Linked DNA regions of Homo sapiens: regions 1 and 2 are each linked to region 3. Evidence: chromatin loops called from intact Hi-C (ENCODE). Cell type or tissue: gastrocnemius medialis. All regions are shown on one strand.

The links. Hi-C counts contacts between places; a loop is a spot of excess contacts. Peaks named below come from ENCODE experiments on the same cell type or tissue, not always from the same donor. Only the 100,000 strongest peaks of a DNase experiment are listed, where the experiment ranks them.
Region 1: a loop joins it to region 3, with 9 times the contacts of the local background. A loop is called at or near these places in 44 of 110 quality-filtered maps.
Region 2: a loop joins it to region 3, with 8 times the contacts of the local background. A loop is called at or near these places in 57 of 110 quality-filtered maps.

The regions. Positions count from the first base shown.
Region 1 is chr3:27,253,592-27,256,091 of GRCh38, forward strand. The region is part of intron 23 of NEK10 (NIMA related kinase 10); the gene reads right to left. Among named protein-coding and RNA genes, the nearest start is that of NEK10, 110 kb to the right of the region's middle. In gastrocnemius medialis, no CTCF peak of the experiment used is centred here; no DNase peak of the experiment used is centred here.
Region 2 is chr3:27,277,720-27,280,219 of GRCh38, forward strand. The region is part of intron 22 of NEK10 (NIMA related kinase 10); the gene reads right to left. Among named protein-coding and RNA genes, the nearest start is that of NEK10, 90 kb to the right of the region's middle. In gastrocnemius medialis, no CTCF peak of the experiment used is centred here; no DNase peak of the experiment used is centred here.
Region 3 is chr3:27,133,156-27,135,655 of GRCh38, forward strand. The region is part of intron 31 of NEK10 (NIMA related kinase 10); the gene reads right to left. Among named protein-coding and RNA genes, the nearest start is that of NEK10, 230 kb to the right of the region's middle. RefSeq lists a silencer at 1,143-1,302. In gastrocnemius medialis, a CTCF peak has its summit at 1,223 (motif pointing right); a DNase peak (open chromatin) is centred at 1,246; H3K27ac peaks cover 931 bases.

The DNA of each region.
Region 1 (2,500 bases), 120 kb after region 3:
GAGGCACTTCCTACAAGAGTTGACAAAGAGACCTTTCTTCCATTCAGTAAGTTAATATCTGAGGAAGCAAAAGCAAATGGAAAGGGCAAAATGACATGGGGACATCAAACTCTGGGGACCCTGCAGGGAAGGGAAAGGGGTGCCTAGGCATCTCTATGGCATCCAAATGTCCACATCCCAGGTCCACATTTATAGGCTCAGACAAGCTTAGAAAAATTAATGAAAATAAGAATTATAGAATTACAAAAAAATTCTAGAATGTCGGGACCCTAGCCAGACTCCTACTCACATTTCCAGTACAAGTCTATGGCATCATACCTCAAGCAATGGCCCTCCAGCTCTCTGCCTGGAATGCCCCAGCCCACGCCCTGGCATGCCATAAGCACCTGGGCATAAGCTCCCCAGAGCAGCCCTCAGTCAGATGCTGAGGGCTCCCCCTTGTGATTGGAAAAAAAATACTCCAACCTCTCATCCGGTGCGCAGGGCAACTCAAAGACATCCTGTACACCAAGCTAGTCCAACCCCCGGCCCACGGACCGCATGTAGCCCAACATAAACTCAAAAATCTTTTTTAAAACATTATGAGATTTTGGTTTTTTTCAATTTTTAAAAGCCCATCAGCTATCTTTAGTGTCAGTGTATTTTGTGTGTGGTCCAAGACAATTTTTCCTCTTCCAATGTAGCCCAGAGAAGCCAAAAGATTGGACACCCCTGCTTTACACTATATCCCAGATAATACTCTATGAACCTAATTATTAATGTTCACTGTACTGGCTGCTTTCCCTCCCAATCTCACTTCACCACTCTCCTAATAGTGTTTCCTGGGACCTCCTCCTAAATAAACAATTTCACTCAAATTCTTGTCCCAGATTCTGCTTTTGGAGAATCCCAAATTAAGAAAGAAACACAATATGATGTAGGACTGAGTTCTTTTAACTCCATACTCAGTTAAGGACATCAAAAACTAGCAAGAAAGACGGTTTGTGAGCCCAAATTCATAGTAAAACCTATCAGACAAGAGGCATTTCTAATAACTCGGAGAGATGAGAGAAGGGAGTAGAAAGAAATTTTTAAAGCAATTTAAAAGAATAAGAAGTTGACAGAAAGATAAATGGTAGTAAGATATACTTTACATGCTATTAAAACAATCATAGTACACATACATGAAATAATAGCTTATCTATATGAGTAGGTTCAGCTTACAAACCCTTCAGTTAATTTAAAAATTAAATGAAAATGTGAAGCCGTGTTTGCGCTAATACGGCAAAAAAGTTGGCATGTTTTGGATTTCTTCCTACGTATTCTATGGATTCTGTCTCTTTCTCTTACACACACACACACACACACACACACACACACACAGTTGATACTATCATATGAGCAATTCTAAACTTAATTCAAAGTCTCAGGAATAAAAATATGCTTTCACCAAGTATGACCAGCAGAAATTTAAGTTTGTGTTTTAATTGTTCTGCAATTTGACAATCAAATCTGTTCAGAGATATATGATTACTTGACACTTTTATGATCAAATTTTATTGTTTATTTTATAAAAACAGTACACAGTGAAACAAAAGAAAATTATTCTTCTCTCAGAAAGTAACGAGTAGGTCAGCCTTACTGTTAAGAGGATAAGTAGACATCATATAAGCTTGCAGCTTACAAGGTACATGTTAGCCTGCCACAGTTTCTTTGCATCTTCTCATGAAACCACTTTCAAGAATAAAGATGTAAAACATATCCAGTAAGATAAATGAAAAGTCACCCTCTTAAAACATTATTCTGAACACTTCTGCATGAAAGGACTTTGTAAAATTAGGCTGCTATTTTTAGACAATTTCTACTCTTCCTCAAGAAGAGTCGTGTTTAATTCTATCCCCAGGACTCAATTGTACAACTATAGGCTAGATTTAAAAAAAAATAAAAGTGTCTTGATTGCTTGACCTGTTGAATCAGATTTCAGAATATTTCCCTGAAATCTGCTTTTCTACTCTTTACCATAACTGTTTGCTAATTTCAGCAGATTCAGACAAATGACATGTGATCAGCAAAAGAAGATTCTTACTTCATAATAATTAATGGCTTGCAAAGGAACCCCCAAAGTATGCCAAAGAATTTAAGTGTCTCGATTTATCAAAATATAAACACTCATTTATCTAAGAAGCAATTTACTTTGTAAACATATGTCTAAGTATACATATCATTATTTATTCATTCACACAATAAAGTTTATTCAGTGCCTATTATTTGCCAGATACTAGGATAGGTATTAGTGTACAAAAATCCTTGCCCTGCACTTGAATGTTTATAGGTAGAAAAGAGAAAAAGAGTCATACATACAAGAGGGTACAATAAAATGTTCCAAGTATCATGTTGGGTAGCATATCTATTACTTCATTCTCAGATTCATTAAACAACTATTGCACACCTACTATATGCCAAGGATCATTGCAATTTACAATTGATATAAGTAATCCCCATGAGGGGCATGATACCTTAG
Region 2 (2,500 bases), 140 kb after region 3:
TGATAGACTATATAACTATTCACTCATATTCTCTCGGAGGAGGAATGCATCCACATCCTGCTACACCTGACTTTCTTTGACCAATGAAATCTGAGTAGAAGTAACATGTGTTACTTTGGGACAGAAGTTTTAAGAGCCACGGCATGGTTTCCCATGTTCTGTCTTTCCTGCCTCTGGGATGTAGAAGCAAGTACAGAGGAAGCTCCCTTATTGACACATAATGGACATGTAGCATTAGCAGGATAGGAGTCTTGTTAAGTCAGAGGCAGACAAAATTTTCTGTAAAGACCAGATAGTAAACATTTTAGGCTTTGCCTAAATGGAACAAATATGGTCTTTGTCATGTATTCTTCCTTTTTCAACAAGCATTTAAAAATATAAAAACCAGTCTTAACTCACAGGACATATAATAATAGGTCACAACTTGATTTGTCCCACAGGCTGTATTTTGCCACTGTTTTAGGCTGTATTTTGCCACTGTTTTAAGCTGTTGAGAATTTCAGGTTACTTATTACATGTTACAGTATTTTGCATATACATTCTAGCCTTCATCACTCTGTAACAGAATTATAAGCTTCATTAAGACAGGGGTTATGTCCTTCATGCTTGCTGTGCTCACTTGTAGGATGTGTCAGCTAGGAAGGTAATTGCTGAGTGAATAACAGACGTTTTCCCCATAGGACTGTGAGCTCAGGGAGCAGAAACCATGGCTTTTCATCTTATATCTATCCCAGCAATGCCTGACCTGTGATAACATTTGAAGAGCCTTGGAGCCTTTGATAAACTTTACACTGAATCAGGTTTTTTCTTGTTGTTATCATCAGAGCAGGTGCCAAATATCACTTGAGAAACAGAAATTCACATAGCCTGTTTGTTTGCAAGATGAACATGTGACCTTCTGTGTCATGTACTAAAGTCCATGCCTGAAATCTATTAACTATAATTAAATGAGTTTTGTTTTTTCTTTTCCTTTTTTATTTGAAAGCAGAGGAGGCAAGCGGACATGGAAGGTTTACATTAAAATAAGGGTTTTTGAAAAGGTCAAGAAATCTGGAATGGTGGGTTCAAGGGTAAGTTCAGTTTTACCAAATTCCCTCAAGAGTCATTTTGTAATGTGATGGCACAATATGGACCTTATTTGGCAAGTGACAGTATTTAGGGCAAATGTTGACTGTGTCTCACCCCATGTACCACTGAATCGGGGTCTGTTTCCTTGGATGGTTTCAAAGGCTGCAAATAAATGGAGAACAAGACCTGAACATGTGTCATGGCACATGCCATCAAAAGATAGTCTTTCAAATGGAAATATATTTAGACTTAAAAATATATAGCATTTGCAAAACCAAGCATAGCAGAATATGTGAGTACTTTCTATTCTGCTTCCTCATCAAAGCAAACTCCTGCCAGCATGCTTACTATAAATAAGTGCAAACCAACCTCAATCTTAAAACATTTAATTCACCTATATTGAGAAAAATGAGAAGATGAAAATTTTAGTTTTCTGAAAGCTTTTTTTTCTGATCACATTTTCAGTACACTTTGTCTCATGCATCTTAAACATCATTTGGCAATTCTGTGTTTCTTTTCTGGAAGTAAATAAACCTTCTAGCGCAAGCAAAGAGAAAAATAAAACATAACAAGGCTGCCCCTCTGTGGTGACATGCTTTCACACCCACAGCAGCCAGCCCATTCTCACAGGCTCTACTAATTGCAGCTGCATTCCACTTCCTAAAATATGGAAATTTTATACACTTACTTTTAAATTAATGCTGCAGGGTTTTAATTTAACCATAATCCCTCTTAAAGATAAGAGACTAATGGACATATTTACATTATATCAATAGAGATAGACACTGAAAAATATTTCAGCACTATTATATTTAAAGTATTTTTTAAAGAATGACATCAAATCTCTGTGGATTATCTTTTCAGTCATAAAATCATTTTATAGTCACTGAAAATAATGGGAGTACATGAATGCCCTAACCACACAATTGCTTTAGTGAAGAGAAACTAGACTAGGCTAGGATCCCATTCTGAGCTCACTAGCTTCTGTGTCTGAAGGCTGCTAGCCTCACCAGTATGCCACCAACCTGTGCTGCTTCTTTATTTGACACTAGGAAAATACTGCTTCACTTAAAGCTAAACGGCCTTAAAATCTGGAAGTAGGCCGAGCGCGGTGGCTCACGCCTGTAATCCCAGCACTTTGGGAGGCCGAGGCGGGCGGATCATGAGGTCAACAGATCGAGACCATCCTGGCCAACATGGTGAAACCCCGTCTCTCCTAAAATACAAAAATTGGCTGGGTGTTGTGGGTTAAAAGGTGAATTGACCATATGTTTTTATCTCCTCTAAATCTCAAACCCCCTAAAATGGAAAAAAAAAAAAAAAAAAAAAAAAGCTGGGAGAGGGGATATTCTTTGGAATGTTACTAACCCACAGGAACAATGAGAATGGGCTTGGCAACAACAGAGGATGAGATATTCCAATAAATGTGTGG
Region 3 (2,500 bases):
GAAGGAACAGGGCCACCTGAGCAGCCCGAATGGAACTGAGTAAGAAATAAACCTCTATTGTGTCAAGCCAAGGAATTTCAGGGTGTAACTGTTCGTTCAGCATGACTTAACCTTATCTTATTTACTCAAGTTTTGTCAGACAGGAGGACATATAAAAGATAATGGCAGAGCAAAGAATAGGGCCTACAGGGAGGGGCTCACAACACTGATTGCACAGCCAAATAAAAACTTTTCATCATCCCAAATATAGTAGAATGTAGGGCCCATTATGAAGTACTGTAATTATATAAAACAGGAAAATAATTCAATTGAAAAATGTTTTTAAAAATATATCTTTGGCTGGGTGCAGTGGCTTATGCCTTTAATCCCAGCACTTTGGGAGGCCGAGGCAGGAGGATCACCTGAGGTAAGGAGTTCAAGACTAGCCTGACCAACATGGAGAAACCCCATCTCTACTAAAAATACAAAATTAGCCGGGCATGGTGGTGCATGCCTGTAATCCCAGCTACTTGGGAGGCTGAGGCAGGACAGTTGCTTGAACCCCGGAGGTGGAGGTTGTGGTGAGCTGAGATAATGCCATTGCACTCCAGCCTGGGCAATGAGAGCGAAACTCCATCTCAAAAAATAAAAAATGTATCTTTTATCCTAGTGTTTGAGTCAAAATACGTTAATTAGCGAAGAAATAAGACTCTTCTGGAGATACTGAAGCACTTCAGTGTACTCTGAAATGTTTTGTAGGTTGGCAGCACTGAGTCTCCTCTGACCTCTTTTCAGGTCAATATTATAGTTTCTTTTGCCTTAATCCAGATGGGATCCCTTCCTCGGCTCCCAGCAAATAGTCATAATTATTATTGTCCTTTCACATGAAATGAAAGGAGGAAATTTAAAAAAATGTGGAATAGAGAAAGAAAAGAGAGGAAGGGGGGTGCAGGGAGAGAGAGAGAGATTTCTCAGCATTAAGGAGCAAATCAAAGACAGATGAGAAGGAAAATGAGTATAAATGATATATGTGTGTGAGAGAGAAAAGCAAAAGAGAAATGAATTTAACTTAGAATAGAAACAGACATGAAGGTGAGGAGCATGTGCATGTATATTCCTAGCAGGAAGATGGGATGGAGTAATGAGGGGACCAGAAAGTACCTGGACAGAGCACAGGTTTGATAATTCCCTTTTGTAATGCACCAAAAGTTGCCACTTCCCCAAACCAAACACCAGAGGGCAGTGTTGGCCCAGAACCCTCTAGCTGCTGCCCAGCTGACTGCAAGGGGCTGTCAAACAGAAAGGCAGCGAGCCTTCTCTGCTATGACAAACTTTTGAAAGTGTGGAACACCAGTGGGCTCATAGCTTCCTTCAAAGGGGACTTAACCCACTACTGGAAGCTATGAGTATCAGATTATTAATTCAGGTACTCTGAGAATTCTTGCGATTTATTTAACTTGAGAAGCCTCTAGTTAAGTTAGAATTGTTTTTACTGCTCCTGATGGTCTGAATTAAGCCTCAAAAACTCATTTGAGTAAGTTAACATTCAGTCAACTTAAGCTGCATATATATTAGAAAGCTATTGATCTTACTGGAATAATTATTACAATGGACAGCACCCCATCTTTGAAGTTTTTTCATACAAGAATTTAAAATTTTACACAAAATGATGACTCATGCATAGTTTAATTGCAGGTGATATAAACATAATAATATATTATACGTAAGGACTATAATACTAAGAATAGAATATTAATGTCTATGATTCATTTGAGCCAGACACTATGACTACTCATTTATGCGCAGTCTCACTTTTTTCTCCACGACAAACTTATAAAGCAAGTACTATTTTATAGGTGAGGAAGTCAGAGCTTAAAGACATTATGTAACATGCAAGAATACTTTCTGAGCAGCGTCTTCTAGCACAGCCATTATTCTAGAACAGATGCCACCATGACTAGCATTACTGTAGGATAGCACTTTATAGTTTAGAAACATTTTCAGCCAGGCACGGTGGTTCATGCCTGTATTGCCAGCACTTTGGGAGGCAAAGGTGGGAGGACCGCTTGAGCCCAGGAGAGTTCAAGACCAGCCTTGGGCAACATGGCAAGATCCATCTCCAATAAAGAAACAAATAAACAAACATTTTTACATACTTTATTTCATTTGAGGCAAGTAGTCTCATAAGCTCCCCCATCTTACAAATGAAGAAAGTGACTCTTAAAAAGATAATTACTTCCTCAAAGTCACACACCTAAAAGCTTGGTTTTTGTTTGCTTGTTTTTACTATACTACACAAAGTAACAAAATAATGAAAGCCGATCTGCATGTTTTATACTAGGTTTTCTCAAACTTGCATAATATTAATATTGGAAAAGAATATATAGATTTCTACATATGGAAGAATATATGGATTCTTTTAAAGAACTTGCTATATTCTCTAGTATCTCCAAGAATACATCAGAAGACTATCCATTGTTCACAGGACTCCATTTGATAAAAAGTGATTTAAGTTAGTTCC